Regions from separate parts of the Mus musculus genome. Here all the other regions are linked to region 1. A link is a contact called in ENCODE Hi-C or POLR2A ChIA-PET data. All regions are on one chromosome and are shown on one strand. Each heading gives the region's core, a stretch centred on a gene start or an enhancer-like site at or near the end of the contact. The rest is flanking DNA. Distances are from core to core; before and after follow the strand shown.

What was found. Hi-C counts contacts between places; a loop is a spot of excess contacts on that map. ChIA-PET counts read pairs that join two places held with the same protein, here RNA polymerase II (POLR2A).
Region 2: a loop to region 1 is called in a map of T-helper 17 cell, with 6 times the contacts of the local background. The contact joins the promoter of Cep295 here to the promoter of Fam76b in region 1. A Hi-C loop is called at or near these places in 2 of 37 maps with a recorded cell type or tissue (T-helper 17 cell and T-helper 2 cell). POLR2A ChIA-PET finds 5 or more read pairs at or near these places in 1 of 5 experiments (embryonic stem cell).
Region 3: POLR2A ChIA-PET joins it to region 1 with 12 read pairs in embryonic stem cell. The contact joins the promoter of Taf1d here to the promoter of Fam76b in region 1. A Hi-C loop is called at or near these places in 1 of 37 maps with a recorded cell type or tissue (regulatory T cell). POLR2A ChIA-PET finds 5 or more read pairs at or near these places in 3 of 5 experiments (all embryonic stem cell).

The regions. Positions count from the first base shown.
Region 1 is chr9:13,825,583-13,829,914 of GRCm38, forward strand. Fam76b (family with sequence similarity 76, member B) reads left to right here and starts at 2,134. Exons shown (of 10, transcript NM_176836.4): 1 at 2,134-2,479; 2 at 3,178-3,242; 3 at 4,143-4,197. The coding sequence starts at 2,393. Cep57 (centrosomal protein 57) reads right to left here and starts at 1,525. Exons shown (of 11, transcript NM_026665.4): 1 at 1,274-1,525. The coding sequence starts at 1,318.
Region 2 is chr9:15,355,711-15,360,042 of GRCm38, forward strand. It overlaps Cep295 (centrosomal protein 295), which reads right to left and starts at 2,078. Exons shown (of 27, transcript NM_176976.4): 1 at 1,916-2,078. The coding sequence starts at 2,033.
Region 3 is chr9:15,303,625-15,307,956 of GRCm38, forward strand. Taf1d (TATA-box binding protein associated factor, RNA polymerase I, D) reads left to right here and starts at 2,590. Exons shown (of 7, transcript NM_029248.2): 1 at 2,590-2,659; 2 at 4,104-4,197. The coding sequence starts at 4,130. It overlaps 4931406C07Rik (RIKEN cDNA 4931406C07 gene), which reads right to left and starts at 2,543. Exons shown (of 9, transcript NM_001199485.1): 1 at 2,413-2,543.

The DNA of each region.
Region 1 (4,332 bases), core at 884-3,383:
ACTTAGTTCTGATAGTTTTTCCTTTATCTTTCATTTATCTGGCAAGGAACTAACTCCCAAATGCTTGCTCCAACTCTTCTCCTTAATCTCCTCTAGTTCTTTGGCAAAGGTATACCCCACTATTTGAAAAACTTGAAATATTCTGACCTTATCACAAATTCTAGTAGCCACAGAAAGTCCAAACTGCTGAGATTCCTAAGTGAGACTTTCTGAAGGTGTTGGTAATCTCTATGCCCTCTTCCTCATCAGCTGTTAAAATTACCCAGAAAATTTCCTGACATCCCTCATTATTCAATTTTCACCTGTTTTTCTAGTTCTTCTTTATCAACTCTACCTTTATATAATCTCTGCACATTCGAAATTACCCTCTGGTGTCCGGAAATTACCTATTGTCTTGTCACATACCTTAAAAAACTTGCAGTGCTTTCTTCTCTTAAATTCCTTCAACACGCAGCTAGCTTATCTTCCTTTCAAGATCCTATCTTCCCTAATACTGCTAATCAATCTCCCCCAGACGCCTCTGGTATCAAAACCTGCAGCGCAGTAATTATCTAATTAGTACAGTGCTTTGCTCCTTCTTCAGAGTGGGATTTCTATTCAATTCCTTCCTGTAACTTTAGGACCAACGGTCGGCTAAGTACAGGAACATTTCTAAAAAGAACTCCAGTTTTCTCACATTTAATTCTTATTTCTTCCTATTGGAGCGTTTTCCAAAAGACTGAGCGCCACAATCCACTCTTAAAACATCAGTGACTAACTAAACCCGCAGGCTTAATTTTCCCGATCGCTTCTCCAGAGCAACTTTTCCATACAGAGTCTAGTAATGGGAAGTGGGAATGCCCGGGCTCCGCCTGCAAGGGTCGCGCAACAAACAGAGAGGCACGGCAGCAAGGGCGAAAACGCACTCTGGGGACCACGGACGCCTCAGCGGCTGCCACTCTACAAACCTGCACACCTACCTGTTAGTGAGTTTCCGAGACGGGCCGTTACGCTCACGTGACCGACAGAGCTTTGTGTTAGCGGGCCTGAGAGTGCACCAGCCAGGCTCGGGACAACGCTCCAAAGCACCGGCTGAGAGGACAAGGGAACGCAGGGTGGAAAAGGAGGTGCTCCAGAAAACACAGTTGCAGCCTCCGGGAGTGGCACGCGGCCTCGGGCAGCCCGCCATCCTGCGGGACGAGGGCTGACGCCAGATCGCGGGCCCCCTGAAAAGTGAGGCAACCCGGAGAGCCGTACAGGCCCACCTGGAACCCACGCGATTGCCGCCCCTTACCGAAAACTGAGAATCAGAAGCCGCCGAGACCGAGGCTGCCGCCATCTTCCCACCTGCGCAACCCCAGACGCCGTCCTTGAGCTCCTCCTCCGGATTCGACAGCCGCCCGCCTGGGGCAAGCGGAATCCAAGTCCCCGATGGAAGGGGCGGGCGAGCTGCGAACCCTATAGGAGCCTCGGTCTCGCAAACCACAAGGACGCCACACTCAGCGCGCACGGGAAAGGCAACGCGTCTTGATAGACGCCTTCCAGTGACCAATCAGAAAAGAGGACAACTTCTGGTGGCAGGGAAGAGCCCGCCTCCTCTCTCGGTGACGTCACAAGGTAGCGCATCGCGGAGCCTGCGGGAACGGCAACGTCTGAGTTGACAGACGGCTCTGGGAGCGTCTGAAAAGGGATGGATTTTCTGGATGAGGAAGCAAAGGCTAGGGCTTCTGGAACCTTCAGCGCCTGCTGAGGCGGATGACGGAAGCTGAATAAAGGAGAATGGAAAGTTGACATACTCCATCAGCATCCCAGGAATAAACTCCAGAGAGCGTTGCTTCTCCATTTGATGTACTGACCTTTCGGCCAATGACAAACAGAAGTAGGAGGGGCTTAAGGATATGGTCCAATGGAAGCCAAGGACTGAAAAAAAGCGGCGTTTCGTGGACCCCCTGGCCAATGGGCTCAAGCGCACCAGCCAAACGACGACTGGCCGTGGCTTGTGGGCGGGATCTTTTCAAAGCGGATTTCGCGCTCTGAGAGCGGCGGCTTCCTATTGGTTGGTACTTTCTCTCTTTGTGGGCGCTCCCTGCCGAACCTAGGCCAGGGACTGGGCGGAGCTTTCTAGTGACGTAAGGCTCTCTGTAGCCAATCGTAGAGAGGGACGCGAGACCGAGGAGGAAGCGGAATCCACCGCCTAGCTCCCGCTTCGTCTCCCTCCGCCGCGGTCCGGGCCTAAACGGGAGCGGCGGGGCGGGCGGCAGTAGGTGTCCCGGGACGGCGGCGGAGGCGGAGGGAGACGCAGGGGACCCGGCAGTTACCGGGACTGGGCCACAGCAGCAGAAGAGCCCGCGGGCGGGGCAGCCGAGTTCCCGGAGGCCCCGCCTGAGCGCGCGCGGAGGAGCCGGAAAGCAGGATGGCGGCGTCGGCCTTGTACGCCTGCACCAAGTGCACGCAGCGCTACCCCTTCGAGGAGCTCTCGCAGGGCCAACAGCTCTGCAAGGTCGGTGGGCGCCGGTCGTTCAGCGCACCGCTCCCCGCCAGGGCCCGGGCATTATATGGGCGAGCCCCGTGTCGACCGCGTCCCGCCTGCTCGCAGGTTGGGCTAGCTCGGCCGCTTCTGGCGGTCTCGGGTGGGGCTGAGCCAAGCGGCCACCAGTCCTCCGTGTCGCAGAGATTGGGTGCAGACTCTCTCATCCCAGCTTTGGCAGGGACTGCCCTCTCCTTCCACTGGGAGGCAGGGCCCGTGTTTGCACTTTCTTGCTAGCAACCCGAAGCTGCAGAGCTGATGGCATTCTGCTTCCCTGTCCCGGAAAGCGAAGCGACTGGTTTAGGAACAGAGTGCTCTCTGATTTGGAGCTCCTCCCATCCCATAAAAGCCGGGATGCTGTCTGTGAGCAATTGTACAAAATAACTAGTAGTTTCACATGTAAACCACCCCTGGAAGTCAGTCCTGACAGCTTCCTTAGTTTCTCTCTGTTCCATATACCCCCTCCGCACCCCCCCCCTCCACTAAGGACAAAAATATCCCCATGGAATTATACTCTGCCTGACGGCTGATGTGATAAGTCACCCAGTTGTTTACGTTGCCAGCCAGGTTTTATTGACATTTCAGGCACTTGACTAAGTCGATTAATTTCTACCAAAGAGTGAGATTGGGTCTCTGAAATAAATACTGACTTATGTATTATCTTATTACAGGAATGTCGGATTGCACATCCTATTGTAAAATGTACTTACTGCAGATCAGAATTTCAGCAGGAGAGGTTTGTATACTGAGCAGTCTTTCATTGTTACAAATTCGTATAAGGAATAATTAGGGGTTGTAATATTTGTGTTAAAGTGCTTTGAAAAACTGATTTGTTTTTGAAATTTAAAATTTAGAGCTACTATGTACAGTATGAGAGAAGACATTTAACTAAAGAAATTCTGGTTTTACATGTGAAAATAAGGGATAAAATTGATAGATGGAAAATGTACACTTCTGCCAACAGTCAAAATATAAGCAATTACTTTTAAACTTTTTTTTTTTAAATGGGAAACTGCTAATTAACCTGAGGAAAGAGCTACAGTGTTACTAACTGCCTTGGAAGACTGAAGTCACTGCCTTAAGCAGTGTGATTAGCACAGATGTTTTTAACAGGAAATCCCTCTTTTAGAGGACACAGAGTAAGCTCAAGAGAACAAGTCCTTTTATTACTGAGTATGTGGACATGACAGTGGAGACTGTGGACTGGGGAGTGCGGTGGGCCCTGATGCTGAGGATGTGCAGTCATGGTGGTGAGGGAGCATTAGAGCCAGAGGGAAGGCATTAGAGCTTCCGCTTTATCTTCTTTATAGAAAATATGCACTGAGCTGGGTGCCTATAAGCATAGTGTTTGGAGGTGGAGGCAGGAGAATTACTACTTAGAGACTAACCTGGGCATATGTCCTGAGACCTGTAGGCACTGTGTAATACATAAATTATATATGGAAAATTTGTCTTTAATAAAACTAAATTTACAGAAAACTATTCTAAAATTAGTACTGTTTTTGAGAAGACACTCATTGTTAATTAGAATAAGCAATGTGCAATCTTTGACTCGACCATTTACTTTAGGTCAGAATATGTTAGCTTACCCTGGAAAGCTACATGAGTGTAATCATCTGAATAATTTCCTTTTCAGTAAAACTAACACAATTTGTAAGAAGTGTGCTCAAAATGTCAAGCAATTTGGAACAGTAAGTATGTTTTCATTTCAAGTCATTATTACTGACTAGTTAATGTTCTTCATGACTTTTCTCATAAAACAGTCCAGTCTCAATACTTGTGAATCTGTACATATCAAAATAGCTCATGGAAGAAATTTCCTGTAG
Region 2 (4,332 bases), core at 828-3,327, 1.5 Mb after region 1:
TAGATTCCTGGGTCTCCTCTTCTATTGCTAAGGCTGGGTGCTGCTGATATCCCCCTTAGACCTTCCTCCTGTCTCTGCAGTGCTGGGATGGAACTCCAGGCTTTGCACATACATGCTCATGTTTCCACTGCACTACAATCCCACTCCTCTTCTCTAGAACTTAAGAGTTTTCTTTAACATGCTCCTATCTAGAGGAATGTGCTCTGTGAAAACTGGTGTCATTTGAAACTCTTTCCAAGTAATTCTGCTATCAACCTGTTCCTAGCACAGCATGCCACGATCTTAACTGAGATGAGTGCACATCTCCCTGGTCTCTTTACAGTGATGAGGCAGGCAAATGTATTACTGGATATTTACTGCTAGCTTGAGCTCAGATGCTGCTAAGGAGCTGTCCTCTATGAATGACCTTCACATATGCATCTCACCTAGACTAGAGACTATTTATATTCATATAGGGATAGCTTTTCCTTTAGCTTTTCATTATTACTCGTCTTTTGTAGACAGGGTCTTAATAACTGAGTGATAGTAGCTATAGTTTTAAAAACTCTTAATGCTCAAATATAACAACTTAAAAATACTGTTTCAATGAGCTGCTTGGGTCACCTGGTAGAAACTACACCCCCACCCCCTTTTTTTTTCTTTTTTTGAGACAGGGTTTCTCTGTATAGCCCTGGCTGTCCTGGAACTCACTCTGTAGACTAGGCTGGCCTCAAACTCAGAAATCCGCCTGCCTCTGCCTCCCGAGTGCTGGGATTAAAGGCGTGCGCCACCATGCCCAGCTTGAAACCATTCCTTTTCACAGAGAATTCTTTATCACAATTGTGGTCAGGACAAGTATGATCTTATTCATCACCTCATCTCTTTTGTCTAAAAAACTGTCTTGCATCTTATAAATAATTCAGCGTGGACTGAACGAGAAAGTGACTAATCCATATACAGTACTACATGGCAGACCCAGTCATGACTTCATCGAAGAACAAATGTCAAACAGTAGTAATTGCTTGAATTGAAAACCTTTTCCGCACTCGGGAGGCAGAGGCAGGTGGATTTCTGAGTTTGAGGCCAGCCTGGTCTACAGAGTGAGTTCCAGGACAGCCAGGGCTACACAGAGAAACCCTGTCTCGGAAAACAAAACAAAACAAAAAAAGCCTTTTCCAATACACTCCACTGAATTCTTAAGAAAATACTCCTGAGGATGGTTGAGGCTCCAAGAGAGGAACATTTTAAGTTGTCCTCCATAGGAGACAAGTATTCCTCCTGCATCTATTAAGTAGAATCCTGTTACCTGGCTTGTTCACTAGTCATTTCTACCCATGTGGACTCTTCAAGTTCTGTGTTTTAAGTGTCCAATAATGATGGACACAGTAGGGCTTATCTTGATAGATTTCCTTCTAAGGATTAGGCAGTATCTGACACACAGTAACCAAAAAATTAATAGATGTGGATGCAAGAGCCATTCATTAGCAAAAGGCAGAAGCCAAGTTTCAAATCCCTTGGGCCTTGTTAACTTTATTCCGTGTAAGGGGGTAATAGCCACCACACGTGGCTGTACTATATGTACGTGTGGCTTAATTACTACCCAACCGCCGAACACATTCTAATGTAAGACTGACGACAACCATTCGCTGCTGTAGGGTTTATTGCCTAGGCTGGTCTTGAACACGAGGCATTTCTCCTGCCTCAGCACTGCCTTGCATGTGCTGGGATTACAGGGTGAACTAACACTCTCGAATGAGACTGCCATTTTTTTCATAGCTTGAGTGTAGGAAGAGTACCAGAAGAGCTACGGGTGGCGGATGCCTCAGAAAGGCCGAGCTCTCTGTAGGGCCGGCCTCGGGGCGGTTTAAAGGGCCGGAAGGTTCGCCAGCCTGCTCGCGGCCAGCCAGAAGAACCCTGGCGGGCCTCCGTCACTCACCTGACAGCGTGTGTGGTCTGGCCTCACGACACACAGGCACCCGCACCCGGCCGGCTACCCAGCAGCCGTTTGGGTACCTGCGGGACAGCCATGACCCGGCTCTCGTCACTTCCGTCATTCAAACGGCCCGCCAATGGCGGGATCGGACGGCGGGAACCAGCTTAGGACCGCCTCCGCAGGGGCCGCCCGGAAGGCCGCGCCGTGCCAAGCCCCCGCCCACCTCCAGCTCGGCGCACGCGCAGCCCCGCCCACGTGCACGCACGCACGCACGCACGCGCAGCTTGCGCAACGGGCCATTATCCCTCTCAACTGTCAGGGTCTTGTCCCACTTGCTCTGTGGTGTTTTGTCGCCGGCAGTCAATCCTGGGTCGGGTTCAGAACATGAAGGAGGATGTGTGGAATCGGCGGAAGACTTGGACCAGGAAGTGCAGTTCACATACTATACTCTGACACCGAGACAACTCAGACTACCTTTATTTATACATCTAGTTTTCCACGTCTCTTTTAAGAACTTCCTATGTTCAACCAAGTGCACACTGTACTTCCTTCTCAGTCGCCACGGTTTCCTGCTAACCCATGAACAGTATCAAGAAAGATGAAATATAGATTGAGCACGTGGCTAATATCTAACCCAGCACATTGATACATAACCAATTGAGGATACAGTACAGAGAGGCGATAAACTACATACCCGAGAAATTCTGATTTAATTATTGACACCTAGCCTGTCCCCTTAGGAAATCTCATTCCTCTAGTGCCCAGGGCAAATTAGTAAACCGAGTCAGTTGCTCATCCTTGCTTGGTGTAACCTCTGAATATTCCTGTTAAGTCTTGGAACCAACAATCCAGAAAGACCTTCTTAAGCTTTTAATACCCATGTAACTATTGTTTGGAACAGCACTGTAGGGCAAATTGTTGGAACTAAGTAACCATAAGGAGAGAACATCTGGATGTTAGCTGGTGTACACAGACTAGGCCCTCTTGTTGACCAACCGCATCATTATTAACAAACACAGGAGTAGTGGTCTATTCCACTTTCATGGCCTCAGAGACAAATAGGAATGAATCACAGTCCAAACTTTCTGATTCTAGAGAAACATCTGTCACAAACAAAGTAAAAGCAAATACTTCCAATAACAAAGTCAAACACACAAATGCAAGGCAAAAGCGAACCAAGCATTCCTTGGGGAAAGGCCAGGAGATTCTGTTCCAATATCCCATAGGTCTTTGCCATGTGGGGACCCAACTCCTCAGGCCTTGCCATAAGGAGATCCATCTGCATTAAACTCATGCACCATTCCCAGCAGAGGCATGTTCACTTGGTCGCAAGTCTGGAAGAAGAGGTGTAGCAAGCACTTTTGGTTCAGTTGCCTGACACCCCTCTGTCATTTGCTGACCTGATGACTGGACAGCTCTACCCAGCTGGCGTCTTGGGCAGAAAGTACTCAAGTGGAAATCTGAGCTTGAGACATGTTCTGTTTTGAATAGGAAACCAGGAGGGATCAGAGCAAGCTCAGTAGGGTGAGAGAGTGTCAGCCTATACATTGTGGGGGAACACTCTCATAGAAGCAGGGGGATGGAGGATGAGATAGGGGTTTTCGGGGGTGGGAGGACTGGGAAAGGAGATAACATTGGAAATTTAAAGAAAATATTCAATAAAAATAAAATTTTTAAAAAATTGCCGCATTTTATTGGTTATATACGAGGGCCAGCCCAATTCAAGTTAGGAGGAAGTTATCTCTATGAGAGATGCTGTGGGCAGCTTAATCCACTGTGGTGTCCTTAGTTATACTTGGCCTGCCCTCTTCCCATGGTCCATGGAGACCCAACGATTAAGGCATGTGAAGGCAGTTTGCATATTTTTTAAAAGTATAAGATTATCTGCTTAGGCTTCTTTCTTAAGAACTTTGCCGTTTGATACAGACCCAGCACCCCAGGTCACAGAGGTATGGCCAAGACCAGGCCATTGCAACCCTCTAGCTCGCTTGCTATTGTGATGGGCATATGACCTAAAGTGGGTAAACCACAGTATTTTGCAGTAATTGTTCTTGGAATCAATAAAAATGAACACGTTCTTTTTTTAGTTCAAACTAGAATATGAATCTGAGAATCAGGTGACAACACAAGCTGATCTGAAAGCACAAGTGTGACATACACCAGAGAGCACAAAGAGGTAACTCTGTGTACACCTGTTCACTTGTATTTTCTGACAGGAACTCTGAATTTAAGATGCTTTCAATATGGAGTTCTGTGTTTTCTAAATTAAAAGAGGCTGAAGTTTTGTTTGTGAGACTTGATCTCACTGAATGCTCTGGAACTTGACATAAAGATAGGCTGACCTTGAACTCACAGAGATCCTCTGCCTCTATGTTCCTAATGCTGTGATTAAAGGCATGTGCCATCCTGACTTGTGAGGC
Region 3 (4,332 bases), core at 1,340-3,839, 1.5 Mb after region 1:
TGTCTCCACAAATCATCCTCCTGCCTCAGCCTCCAAGGTAGCTGAAATAGGTGACATTTACTTTAGTACTTTACCAAACATTCGTTTTTACTGTCTTTTAATTATTTAACACATATACTCGTGTGTTTCCAATGAAATATAAGTAATTATTGAAAATAGGTCCCAGCTGCTATAATCATACTTGAATTACTCTAAACATATTTTTCAATTGATTGTTTTTAATGGTTTAGAAGTAAAACATGCTAATTTTCTTTGAAATAGTTTAAGACTGATATATCATATACAAATCTAGCTTCCACACTCTTTACCCAGATGCCCCATGTTAACAGTCTATCACACTTTGTACCAGGCGTCCAGAGATATTGCCTAGTATACAGACATGCCCAATCTGCTCAATGAGCAGTGTGTTAATCCAATGCTGATTGCTTGATTTTACTTTATTTTTTGTTGAGATAAGGTTCACTATATGGCCCAGGCTAGTCTGGTACTGTGCTCTTCCTGTTTGGATCCCTTGAGTGCTGGGCCAGTTCGATGTATGTACTACCACACCCAGTCTTAGTATAGCTCAGTATATAGTGAGGAAAATGAAAGCACTTTAGATGATTATACTTGTAGTAGAATAATAGGAATAATAGGAATTCAAATTAGAGTAACACCCCCCTTTTGGAGACAAGATTTTTCTGTCTAGTCCTGTCTGTCCTGTAGAACTCATTCTGTAGACCAGGCTGGCCTCGAACTCACAGAGTACTGGGATTAAAGGCATGTGCTACCACCGCCCAGCAATATCCCTAATTTTATACTTTCTACTTTCTTAAAAGAAAATCAGTTTGTTTTATATTCCTACCAAAATAGAGACAAAGTCTAACCATGGGACTCTCCAGACCGAATAACTGGTTTAGAAATGTACGTTTGTGTAGATGACGGCAGGGGAGAACACGTGTGTGCAGAGGTTGGAGTTGGAATTAGGAGCCAAAGGGAATGGTTTCCATCGATAGTCAGAGCTGCTCCAGCACAGCTTCCAGCCAGATGAAGGCAGATATTTACTTTCCTGATGTAAGTGGTGGGAGCCAATGGCTCAGACACAGGGTAGAGAAACGTGCAGGGGGAGAAACGACACGGAAAGCAACAGGCTAACGGTGACAATCATGCTGAGTGTCATGATTAAGGCCATCCTGTATTCAGAAATTGTCAGGCCCTTTAAAGTCCCTCAAAATTCTCAAATCCATGACAGACATATTGTACTTCTTACTGTACAGAAAAGGAAACAAAATTTATTCAAGATCATTCAGTTGTTACATGGCAGAAACAGGATTCAAAAGCAGGTTCAAGCCAGGCATGGTGGTGCACATGTTTAGCTCCAGCACTGGAGGCAGAGGGCTGTAAAGGCAAGAGGTTCTCTGTGAGGTTAAAGCCAGCCTGGTTTACAAATCAAGTTCCAGGATCGTCAGGGCTACATAAAGAGACATGTGTCAAACAACAGCAGCAACAACAACAAACTCAAAGGCAGGTCTGTAAATCCAGAATGCACCCCACCCTAAGCTGAATCAGCAGTGAAGAAATGGCCCCTTTGGCTGACACCAGGAAGACTTCAGAATAATCCTGCAGCACCAGGAGAAGTGCCCATCTTCCACCTAGAGGGGACTTCTCTCTTCCAAATATATTGCACACAATATATTGCTAATTATTAGGTACTTATGATATACCACACTTTTACGATATACTAGACTAGTAGGGTTCAAGCACAAGGCTGGCTTTACAGCTTTGCAAATAGTTCATTCAGTCACATAGGACCCTATATTCATACTGATCTAACCACACACACAGGTCTTTGTTTGCTTTTTTTGTTTTTATTTTTTTTTCTCCGTGGTGCCATGTACACTAGGCAAGCTCTCTATAATCCAGTTATATCTCTAGGCCAACAACTTTACATTTGAAATGTGTTTGTCTATGAGAACTCAAGGGATAGTAATATCTGCCCTCTCACCACAGATCTTGTCACGCACTCAATAAGGTGTTTGTAATGTTCCCTTACAACTTAGTCCTAGTGGACCTGCATGGGTGCAAAGCCAGAGTCAATGCTGCAGGATTCCACAGACTGTTGGACAGTGTGTGCAGGGGTCAAAAAGTAGAAGGTGCCGGGCGTGGTGGCGCACGCCTTTAATCCCAGCACTCGGGAGGCAGAGGCAGGTGGATTTCTGAGTTCGAGGCCAGCCGGGTCTACAAAGTGCCTTCCAGGACAGCCAGGGCTACACAGAGAAGCCCTGTCTCGAAAACCAAAAAAAAAAAAAAAAAAAAGTAGGAGGCAAGTGAGGACACAGGGACAGTACAGAAATCCATAACACATGCCACCCTTAGTCTGACAGAGAGCTTGGCACACTGCGGGCTCAGTCACCACAACAAATCGACGCTCACCTGGCCCGCAGTGTCCTCCCACTTGCAGGAAGGCCTTCTTTCCACTCAGGTTCGAACACAGGTTTAGTCTCCTGCCAGTCTTTTCTGATAGCTCTAGGCCAAGGGAGAGCCGGGGTACCGCCCCTCCCGGAGGCCCGCCCACCACACGCACAGCCACGCCCACCAACGTGTACTCACGCGAGATTTCGTCCTTGTCCTAGTCCGGCTGCTGGGCGCCGGGAGCGCTCTTTTCGACGCGGCGGAAGAGGTAAGCGGTTGTTCACTGTGGCCGCTCAGGTCTGCTGCGGGCGACGGGGCCGCAGGGCGGGGTTCTTTGGGCTGCGGTCCGCGCGGAAACGGCGCTCTTGTAGGGCCAGAGCAGCGGGCCGGAATCCCGCCATCCGCAGGCCGCACGAGGCTCCGGGTCGCTGTTGGGAGAGGCCGAGGTGTTCTGGGCCTGGAGGGCGTTTTTAGTGCCGTGTAAGGGGTCGCGTGCTGCCTGCGCACATCTCTTAGGTTACGTTCCGAAAGGGTCTTGCAGCGGGCCCACGGCGCATAGTCGACGCAGCTCACCACGTGGCCTCCAAAGCTTGTAGTCTCGGAACTGTAAAGTAGCGTACAGGTGGGAGTGATTCCTAGGAATTATCTTTGATTTACTCACAGGCATATCGTTGGGGCGACCGGGTCAACCTTAAATTTCAGTTTTGGTGGGTTAATTTAAAAAAGCAATTCATGTAGCGGGCATTTTGCAATCTAAGGTCGTAGTCACCCTGTTTTTCTTATCCTCGAAAGTTGTGATTATTTTTAGTTCTAGGATTTTGTGTAGCCTAGGAAAACTGTAGTCTTTTCTCCTTTAGTACATATGGCCGTTTTGCCTGCCTAATATTTCTACACCACGTGCACGCAGTGCTCACAGAGCCCAGAAGAGGACATCGAATCTCTTAGGACTGCTTACAGCTATTTTTAGGCTGGCATGTGAGTTCTGGGAGTCTCATCTTAGTCCATTGACAGTATTCTATTCATTTCTTTTTTGGGGGGGGAGGTTTCGAGACAGGGTTTCTCTTTATAGCCCTGGCTGTCCAGGAACTCACTTTTTAGACCAGGCTGGCCTCGAACTCAGAAATCCTGCCTCTGCCTCCCGAGTGCTGGGATTAAAGGCGTGCGCCACCACGCCCGGCCATTGACAGTATACTTAACTGCTAGGCTATCGTCTCAGCCATAATCTAAAGGTTCTTTTACACGTTGTTAGGATTACAGGCCTGTGACCATTTGATCAGTAGTGATTTTTGAGCCACTATCGCCATATCCCAACTACCCGAACTCTGTTTCAGTGTCGAGTTCGCAGCCCAGATTGGAATTAGAAATGCTACTGTGAGGCTAGGTGGTGGTTAAAGCCATGTCGGGTTTTGGGGGTAGATTTAGTGAGAAAACAAACTGCATTGGAATGTGGCTTCTTGTTTTCACTCACATATTTAAAGAAAACTATGCCATATGTGTGAGGGTACTCTGGAAGACAAAAGATCACTAACAGGGAGCTGGAGTTAACAGGAGATTGTGAGCAACCCGATGTGGATACTGGAAACAAGCCCACTCAGAGGCTTTAAAGTAGATATAAAATGTACTATCCATAGGGATTTTACAGAAATTCACACAGTGGGAAGGAGTATGCTGAACTTAGACTGCTGGTACATCATTGAAATCTGTGATTGCAGAAAATTGGGAAAGGCCGCGAAAAGTGATGGCTCAATCAGAAGTGAATTCTGTCTGTGTGGCATCGGATAGAGCTGGAGATACTGGAGACCAAAGGTAAGGTAGCTTTTGTGGGTAAACTAGAGATTCAGTCCAAATGTTCAATTTATTTTTGAGACATCTCAGTAGATAGAGCCATGGCTGCCCTCACCCAGGTAATCCTGCCCATCTACCTCTCAAGAGTTGGGATTA